2 separate regions of the Homo sapiens genome follow, and region 2 is linked to region 1. Evidence: chromatin loops called from intact Hi-C (ENCODE). Cell type or tissue: endothelial cell of umbilical vein. All regions are shown on one strand.

What was found. Hi-C counts contacts between places; a loop is a spot of excess contacts. Peaks named below come from ENCODE experiments on the same cell type or tissue, not always from the same donor. Only the 100,000 strongest peaks of a DNase experiment are listed, where the experiment ranks them.
Region 2: it touches region 1 in a loop (1.9-fold over the local background); 4 of 110 quality-filtered maps call a loop at or near these places.

What each region holds. Positions count from the first base shown.
Region 1 is chr7:94,630,299-94,635,298 of GRCh38, reverse strand. The region is part of intron 1 of SGCE (sarcoglycan epsilon); the gene reads left to right. It also overlaps a transcript of CASD1 not described here. Among named protein-coding and RNA genes, the nearest start is that of SGCE, 23 kb to the left of the region's middle. In endothelial cell of umbilical vein, no CTCF peak of the experiment used is centred here; a DNase peak (open chromatin) is centred at 2,698; H3K27ac peaks cover 927 bases.
Region 2 is chr7:94,525,213-94,530,212 of GRCh38, reverse strand. It overlaps CASD1 (CAS1 domain sialic acid O acetyltransferase 1), which reads right to left. Exons shown (of 18, transcript NM_022900.5): 4 at 3,007-3,051; 5 at 1,963-2,025. All of the region lies in intron 2 of LOC105375404 (a long non-coding RNA gene), which reads left to right. Among named protein-coding and RNA genes, the nearest start is that of CASD1, 18 kb to the right of the region's middle. In endothelial cell of umbilical vein, no CTCF peak of the experiment used is centred here; no DNase peak of the experiment used is centred here.

The DNA.
Region 1 (5,000 bases):
ATACTTACTGTTAAGGCAATACTTAAACTAAGTTCAAATTACTTGAACAACTAATTTCCTAGCTGTGAAATATATACTATCATATTTAAATAATTTGAACTTAGTTAAAACACCTTTGCGATGCTTCCCAATGAACAGCTTCCATCTTCAAACTCTTCATGTGAGAAACAAATTGATAAAATTGAAATGCTTTTAGAAATAGACTTTAATTGCTTATTAATAAGTTACTTATTAATTATATTGTGTTATAGTATCTTAGGCTGATTTAGCTATAACTAAGGGCAACATATCATTTAATCCATAGATCTCTTCGTTTAAATTGTGCAGTGTATTTCCCACATATCGAATATGTAAGTGTTTTATACAATGCATTCAATCCATTTTTTATTTGACAGTTCACAGTTATGTAATATATGGGTTGAATTAAGACTTTCAATTGTACACCTATTTATTTGTGAATGTATTTTATAACAGAGTTTCTGCTGCCATCACCTTAAGTAATGGCTCTCTCTCAAGTATAGTAAGATCATCTATTCAGAAGTGTACTGCGTCAACTAAGAACTAGGAAATACGCCACAAAAGAGTCTTTCGGCAGCCAAAATAGATGCTGCGAATGCAGGCTCCTGTCTTTTACATCTAGCAGAGCCCTATGTGTGTTAAACAGCACGCATTTGTTTTTACTTCAATGTGCAACCCTGCCTCATTTGGTAGTCTGGTTTCTAAACCTGCAGCCGATTAATAACAGCAAATTAGAGGGGATAGAGAAGCTGCTATGGGAAACATACTGATAGCAATGAGAAATGACAGCTGACAACTTGTCTACAAAAGAGAAAACAAAATCTGTAAAACACACAACCTTAAAAAGCATTAGCAGACTGGGACCCACAGTGTGATCGGTAAATGACAAGGCAACCAAACAGTCCATACGGGTATCACCGTATAATAGAGCAGAGTGCAACAATTGATGTACAAAATGATGATCTTATACCATCATGAAAAAGAATCAACTGCAGAGTACTTCAGAAACATCAGCTCTGTGGAACAATTCATTTCATGTGGTTCTGGTAAACTGAGATTTTATTAGATCCTTGTAAACCTTAAAAATTAGAAAATGATGATATAAATGGACATTTTAAAGTGATTAGTTTATTAATAAAGCATCTATAAGAGAGACCTAAACATACTGGGTACCTAATCAAAGTCACCCGGACATAAATATTGACAATACTTTATGACTTTCTTCTCAAAGATTTCAGAAGACAGATGGCTTTAAGATTTAAAACTAGCTCAAACTTGCAGGGTCTTATACTCAGTTGTTATTTTATCTTTATAGCCATGTAATTGTTCTTGGTGATGCAGAAAAAGAACTGGCAAGTGTTCTCTGGACATTTTTGTAGTGAAGGGGCTGTGTGTGTGCCTGTGCTTATGCACATGCCATTAAGAATAATCATTGTGAGAATTGTGAAGTTATATGCTGTGGATTCATTGGCAGCGTACCACCATAGTACTTTCAAAATTTAATGTTTACTAAATACATTCAAACTTGCTTTGAAGGTAATTGTAATAAGCACACGTGCACACCCATATATTTTCATTATGGAGAGAGAGTTTCCACTGGACTATTAGTAAAGGAAAACAAGACATTGTTTAGCTAGCATGAGCTCCCTTTTTTTTTGCTACTGCTTTCGTGGTCTGTTATTTGATTCTGGGCTCTATGCTGTCACATAATATAGAGTTGTTGAAATGGCTGCAGATTCTATACCCTGTGAATGAAACATACAGATAACAGTTTTGTGAACAAGGTTTTGGTAACATGGTGATGAGATAAATTGGATCTATGTTTAGGGAGAGCGAGATAATGATCCCAGCTACTTGCTTACATAACCCTTTGGCTCTCTCTACTCAGATATGTAATTATTACTTAAAAAATTCTGTTCCTTATGACTACCTGTCTTCAGAAGTTTTTAATCTTTGTAAATCTAGCTATGCTTGCTATTTGGAGATGATATTTTTGACCTCTTGCGGGTTGGACTTTTGGTCTCATTGTTTTTCCCATTAATAGTGATAGAATTGCATGGATTTAACCACCCATAGTTTTCCAGTTTCATTTATATCTAGTGGCGTATGTTTGCAGAGGTAATGGATTTGCAGCCGTAGAAGATTGCAAAACCATGCGATACACAGAGAGGCCAGACCCTGTTACCTTGGCTTGATTAGCATGGCACTGTACACATGTATATTTCAGAGATTATTAGATCTTAGTGTTGTGGATTCTTAGAGTGTTTAAATTTGATTTTCAAGACTTGCTCTTAAGGAAAACAACATGCTTTAAGCTTATGGTTTGTGAGTGCTGCCTGGGCATATGTGACTGCAACATGTGTTAACTGTTAGTAATAGCCTCTGTAGGTGTTGGAGTGGACCCCATCAGCTTTATTTATATAGCTCACGTTTAGAACAAGAACCTATAGCTTCGAATTCTCTGTGTCATTTGTTGTTTTTGAAAGGAAGCATAGGTGTAAATACTGCCTAAATTGCCTCCGTTGCAGAGCTATTTGTTTTGCAAGTAACAAATGCGAAAGGGAAAGGCAAAGGGCACTCCTCTAAAATGTTGTGTGGGTGCCTGTAATTTAAACTGATGCTACAGAAAGGAAGTATTATTTTTACAAACAAAACATAGTGGCTTAGTCATTTTCCATTTCTAGATGATGAATGTGTCATACATCTGTATCATGTTTTTCTCAAAGTGAATGGCATACTATACTTAAAGTGAAGCAGCCTTTACTGTGGAGTTGCCAAGGTAACTGACCAGCAAGTATGCAGTTCAGCAGATTGCTGAAAGGCAATTGAGTACACATGAATAAAGAAATGTGCTTGTCATCTTCAAACCCAGGAGGGCCATGGTAGATTGTGTCTTGGCTCTGTAGAACGCAGAAATGTTTTTTATAAAAGCAGAAACTGAGATGTTCTATGCAAGTTCTTGAAGTGAGATGATATGGAGTGGCAGGTACCCTTTCTTTAATGGTTCCACTTCAGGACCTGTGGAGGGCAATGTAGAAAATGGAATCATTTCAGTATTATTTAATATGAACAACCTTTCATTTTGCTTTGTTAGCTAGCTTTTACCACCTTATAGCAGCAAATACTAAGGGAGACTATTAGTTTATAATGTCAATGAAGGATGATAATCTACAGAATGCTATCCCTCTAAGTATTATATATATTTAGTTCACTAATAGGAAACTTGTGTTTACCTCTGCCGTACTTTGTATTAGAATGTACTCATCCATTCCATAGGCATTGATACAATTATTCAAATATACCAGACTCTCTTCTAGCTGCCGAGAAAATAGCAAGGTAAATAAAACTTAGTGCTGTACTTCAAGGTATTTTTAATCTCTAGAAAGAATGAATTAGATAATTAGATAAACTACAAAGAGATTCCTTTAGATTATTTGTAATGTTCTCTGCTTTGGATGTAGGGTTGTGATCCTGAATTTAAATACTTTGATATACAGAGTGAAATGACTTTTTAGCAGGAGTTCAAAACTCCCTATTTTAACTCTTCTTTTCTTCCCAGTTTTGCCTCCCCCTACCTTAAATTTACCCCAGGATCCAGCATTACTGACTTAATTCCCTTCCCCGAAAGGCCCCCACAGTATCCAGTATTGTATCTTGCACATATGTTCACTGTGAAATGCTGAAATTCCACATCTCTGAGTTTCAGAATCCTACTACTGTAGTATTTTAAGAGCCATATTGAATTCCACTTCTTCCATAAATCTTTTCTGAATCTGTCCAACCTTAATTGCTCCTCCCATATTTCCAGGTGTTGCCAAAGCAGTTTTACCTCTGGGATAATACCTAGTTAGGTGGATGTTGGTCTCCCATACCAGATGGTGAACTCCTGGAAAGCAGTGGCAGGGTCTCTTTCATCTTCATATTCCCCATAGCACCTCACATTCAGGGTACATTGTGGTATCAAACTGGTAAAAAAAAAAAAGTATAAAATTCTCATCTTTACTATTTTTCTGTGATTCATTCATTCTTGTTTCGCGGAATGGGATTATTCCTGCTGGTAAGTACATTGTTCTTGAGTAGAAGTTGGGTACTGTAAATGCCACAGGGGAAGATCACTTATGAATACTAGTACAAAACAAATCAGGAAAGAATAGATCTCTCTGCATACCTAGTTTAAACATAACTTGTAGCTTCCTTCCCTCTGTTACACAGCCTTTGAAGTTATGTTTTTAGTAGTAAATCTGTAGATACGTGAAGCTACAAGTCAAATATTTTAGCTCAGTTCCCCCTTTTCTGGCAGCCATCCACCGAACTGCAGGGACAAGTTTTCACAGATAAAGAAACATTTTGTGGGAGTTTTTATTTTTGTGCTGAAAAATGTAGTTCAGTGATCTTGCTATCCAAGGCTTTTAGTAAGTTGTGAGCTTGGAGTGAGCAGCCTTGTGGTTCATAAGGTTAATTACCATATTTACAAATCCATTAATGACTTAAAAGAAAGAACTGGCCTGATAGGGTTTATCTCTCTAAAAATTGCAGCCACTAGCCAATCAGGAATATAGAAACCCAAAAGAGATCGTAGAAGTGACAAGAGTAACGGCAATAATGTGTTAGTGGAGAAGATGCTATCAGAGCAAAAACAATAAGTGGAAACTAATCAAAACAATTGGTCATTTTAATGTACTCATATCATATGTCTTAAGTAACTGGTAAATCATGAAATTTGCTTATTTCACTTAAATTATTTTGCCTGAATTTTATTATGTAATTGTTATTGCTTATTTAGGATGCAGCATAATATAATAGATTATATTGTTTGAATTATTAAATATCAAGATCAGAGAAAATTGAATAAATCATTTCTACAAGAGATGCGAGGAATGAATACCCAGAAAAAGTATCCAATGCATTTTTATAAGTATACGTAAAAACCGCATTACATGTATTGATAGTGTTATATAGTCTGACATGCTTTGTCTAGAAAA
Region 2 (5,000 bases), 110 kb after region 1:
CAAGACCACTTTATCTGAAAACTAATTTTGAAAACTTAAGAAAAATACACTTAGGGCTTATCCTCTGTAATCCTGTTTGCTGTGCCCTTTACATTTCCTATTTTAGCACTTGTCACATTGCTTAAGTATCTGTATGTGTTATTCATCTAGCTCTTTGAGGGGAGGATCTCTATAACGTTAACCAGTGTATCAACAGTGTCTAGCTTAGTGCCTAGAATATAGAAATATCTGTGGAATAACAATCTACTTAGAGTCCTCTCAATTCAAATTTGCTTTTATGCCTATAGGCTTCTATAAGGCTATTCTAGTTAATAAGTGTATCTTCTTCCTAACTCACAGTTCTCAAATATTATTTCCTCTATAAAATTTTCTCAGATAACTACCAACACTCTCACCACCTCCTATCCTAAGTGTCTATCCATGGTACTTTCATAATCCTTTGAGCTCAATTCTGTGTTAGCCTTTGCCTTCTTATGTCGTTATTCATCAGTAATTCACCATCTACTAGATTGCAAATTCCTTGAGGGCTGAGACTGGAGCTAATTCCCAGCCACATTCCTATTACTCAGCACAAAGCTGGCAATAGTACATTAACAACAAAAATGTGGGTCTCCAAATCCTCAGGATCTAGCAGCTTACTACAGAAATAGTAAAAAGTAAATACATACATCCATATATACTCCTGAGTGAATGAAAACCATCAACTAATCAATCTCAAGTGACCATGTGGTCATCTACCTAAATAAATTAAATATTTCTTTTTCTCAACAACCATAATGAGTTTTACAATAGAATCTAAGGCTCCAAAAACTAGCTTTAACAAATGTATGAGAATTGAAATTTTGGTTATGTAATATATCTCCAGGTTAGTAAATAGCCTATAAAGGTTTTCTGTGATCTTGCAGGATTTACAAATTGTAGTGTATTAATGTTTAATTGTGAATTTCTACTACTTTAATAAATACATTTTCAGTCCAGCACAAATATGAAACATATGCTTAAATAATTTCAAATATACATGGAACATTATTCTACACTTCTGGACATTTAAAAACATATAAACAAAACCAAAACACACTGTAGACCTCAATTTACCAGAAATTTGAATTCTAGAAGTTGTCTACATGTTTGTTTTTTGAAAACATTTGCTCAAAGAAACAAGGTTAGAAATGGTGGCTAGGTTCCCACAGGATCCTACAAAAGCCTATTTATTGTATGATGTGGTTGCAATACTAAATATTTATTGTGAAGAAAAAAAAATCCCAAACCAAAAAACTGTTGCAGGGAAATTAATTGAACAAAACAAGGTCAATAAAATTAAATATTGTTTTATTCATCTCAAATACAAATGTCTCTGGGAAAGAATACAGGTTTAATTAAAGGACTGACAGACTGTATGGAAACTACTACAGAGATTGTAAAATGGACTTGTGAGAACTTAGGAGTTTTCTGAGGTTAATAGCATGCTTACCTTTACATCTAATTTATCTCCAAACATCATGAGCTAAAACATATTAGTCTTGCCTGCTGGGTCACAAATATAATAATAAAAGGAAAAAAAGGCTATAAAAACAAATAAACAAAAGTTTCCTGAAGTATCTGGACATGAGTTTGAAGGAGAAAACAGAAAAATGCACTAGAGAATATACACTGTGCTGGGAAGATCACCTGGGTTTGAATCAGCTGAACTACAGCAGTAACAGAAGACTTTAAATATGAAAAGTCTGGGATAAACATAATCTGCTTTATGGTTAGAATGGTGATAATGGAGCAGAGATATTGGATCTACATCTTCTCTTCTCAATGAAGTGCTAGAATCAGTCCAGCACAGTTTAGTTGCTATTAAGAAGGCAGGTATAAAATATAGGAGAGTGGGACAAGTGAGTAAAGGGAATAAAAATATGCTTGTGTAAAGGGAATAAAAATAAAAAAAAAAAAAGCCTATGTTTTTTAAATACAGACCTCAGTCCACACTTTGATACACTGTTTCATAGAACCATTAACTTCAGGATGCCACAGAAAATCCTAAAAGAGAAATGTTAGAAGTAAAGAAAAAGTTGAAGAAACTCTTAATTCCACCATTCAAAATAAACATTAACATTCTCTTACAGAGTACTTAAAAGTAAAACACTACCTTGTCCAAGACATCTTCAATTCCTATCTTAATTTGGCAAGAGTCTTACAATAGTTCTCCTTGAATCCACTTTTGTCTTCCTCTAACCTACTGTCCACATTTTAGCCAGAGCAATCTTTTAAAAACTTAAATCTGATCTTGCTATGCCCCTGCTTAAGTATTCAGAGACTTTCTACTGCCCTCAGAATAAAATCTAAAATCCTGTAAGTTGTTAACAAGGTGCAGAATCTCCACCTGTCCCTTCTGCCTTTACTCCTGCCACTTGTACCCTTGCTCTCCCTTTTGGTCCTCAGTCGGCTCTTGGAATGCTCTATGTTCTCCTTTTTCTCTAGGACTTTGCACATACTATTCCTTCTGTCCATAATGCTCACAAAACTCTTCCACTGAGCCTGCCTAATTCTTACTTATTTTTGAAGCCTCAGTTAAAATATCACTTCTGCATGGAGGAAAATGACTTTCAATTCCTTGCTCTGCACATTCCCATTGCCCCTCTTTTTCTTTTCTGCCATCCTTGTCCCACTTGTATTTGCATGCAGAGAACTATAAAGACCTGCAATCTTCATTAGGTCAAGGCCATTTTTGTCTTGATCCTCACTGAATTCTCACTGATTGGGAATTCAGAAAATTCACATATATTCTTTTATGGACATTAACCCGGAACACATACTGGTTTCAAATTCATGTGCAAGATTATTCTTTCCAAATAAAATTTTGAGACCATTACATAAAATAACTCACACAAACTTTTATTCCACTATCCTAATATTCTTATCTACTCTCAAGAATACATTGAAATATACTTAGTATGTTCAATTAACCAATGAATATAGTTTCAACATTGTAACATCTAGCTTACTATTACATGAACTTACCACTTTAACTGATGCAGTCTTGTCTTCAAAAGGAATGTTTTCATGCTGCCATAAAAGGAGACAGAGAAATATTAATGTATAGATTAAATTTATATAAAAAATGCCCCATTTAGCTGCTTTGATTTATTTTTATGCATATTTTTGTTGATATATTTTTATGCACCAAATCTCAATTATCTATACATTCAACCCGAAAGGGAAAAAACCGACATAGAACACAACAAAGTGACACTAGTTAAATTGTCTACATGTGATTTTCAACATCTAAGATATAGTTCAAAAATAAAATTTCAACAGCAAACAAGGAGATACATAAACATGTCTGTATAAATTACCTTTTTGCCAAGATTGCCAGGATTCCAATTTAGTTCCAGTATTACTATTTTTTGTTTGATTTGATTTTGTTTGTTATTCTGAGACAGAGTCTCACTCTGTTGCCTGGGCTGTAGTACAAGGAGCAATCTCGGTTCATTGCAACCTCCGCCTCCCGGGCTCAAGCAATCCTCCCACCTCAGCCTCCCAAGTGGCTAGGACCACAGGTGCACGCCACCATGCCTGGCTAATTTTTTAAAAAAATTTTTTGTAGCGACGGGGTTTTGTCACGTTGCCCAGCTGGTCTCGAACTCCTGGGCTCAAGTGATCCACTCACCTCAGCCTCCCAAAGTGCTGGGATTACAAGGCATGTGCCACCGTGCCCAGCACTTGTATTACTATTCATCTCAGAAATGGACTGCTTCCCTTCATTTTCTGAGGCCCTTTCAGTTAGGCAGAGCCACATGGCTAGTTCTGGCTAATGCGACGTGGATATATGTGACATACGCCACTTCCAGGCTGAATTTCCCAAGGCAATTCTCTAGTCTCTAACTTAACTGATGCACAGACTAAGGAAGCTCAATGTTCCAAGGTACTCTAGAAGGTAGTAAAAATTCCAATAGTAGGAACTGCTGAATGACTGTGTGGAGCAAAGCCTGTTGCCAGCCCACCTAGGACATGCAACGCTAAGCAAGAACTTCTGTTTTGTTAAGACGTTAGAGTAGTTTGTTGCTGTAGCAACATCTAGTCCATTCTCACCAGTGTACTAGTATAGGCCCTGAGTGACAGGAATGGATGAACATGACTCTAGGTTGCTATAGGTTTCACTTTGAAAACAGTATATAAATAGCCCATTTGCAGAAAAAATTGAAATGTGAACACTACAACTTCTTGTAACCAAATGTTCTACATAAAGAATGGCATTCCTTTCAGAAATAGAAATCGTAGGTGGGAAAGGGGTAAAGGTGGTCAGTAAGAAGCTAATTCTGTTGCTAAAATCAAAGCTGAAATGTTTTCATTAATTCAAACAGACAAATAGTATTTATACTGTAATCTCCATGAAACAAAATTTGTTCTATCAACAGGTTAACTTTTTAGATTCTTGTTGGTGCTTCTAAAACATCACTTTCCAAAAGGAGTCTCGAGACTATTAGTTCAGTGAAACTTTAAGTTTCTTTGGTGAAATAAATCTGGGATATACTGGGTCAAACAAAATCACACAGGTGTTTTCCTCCTTCTACCACATCCTCAACCTTTTAAAAATTTGTCCTCAGAAAAATAATGTCATGAACTTTCTTTGTCTTACTTTGCATACAGTAATTAATGCAACTCGATCTCTTTCTTCTTTTTCCTTTTTTAATATAATGTTTGATATATACAAATAAGTCACATATATGAAAATCACAAAGCACAGTAGAACTAAATCAACACTCATGAATCCATGATACAAATCAGAGCACTGCCAACACACTGAACCACCTATGTGGTCCTTTCCCTATCTTAAGTCCCTGCTTCACCCAAAGTAAACCACTCTCCTAAATTGTGTGTTTATACTTTGTTTTAAAAACTTTCTTTAGTTTTTGTCACATAAATATGCATCTTTAAATGATATATTGTTTAATGTTGTTGGCTTTCTCTCCAACTTTCAATTTTAAAAATTTTCAATCTTATAGCAAAGCTGA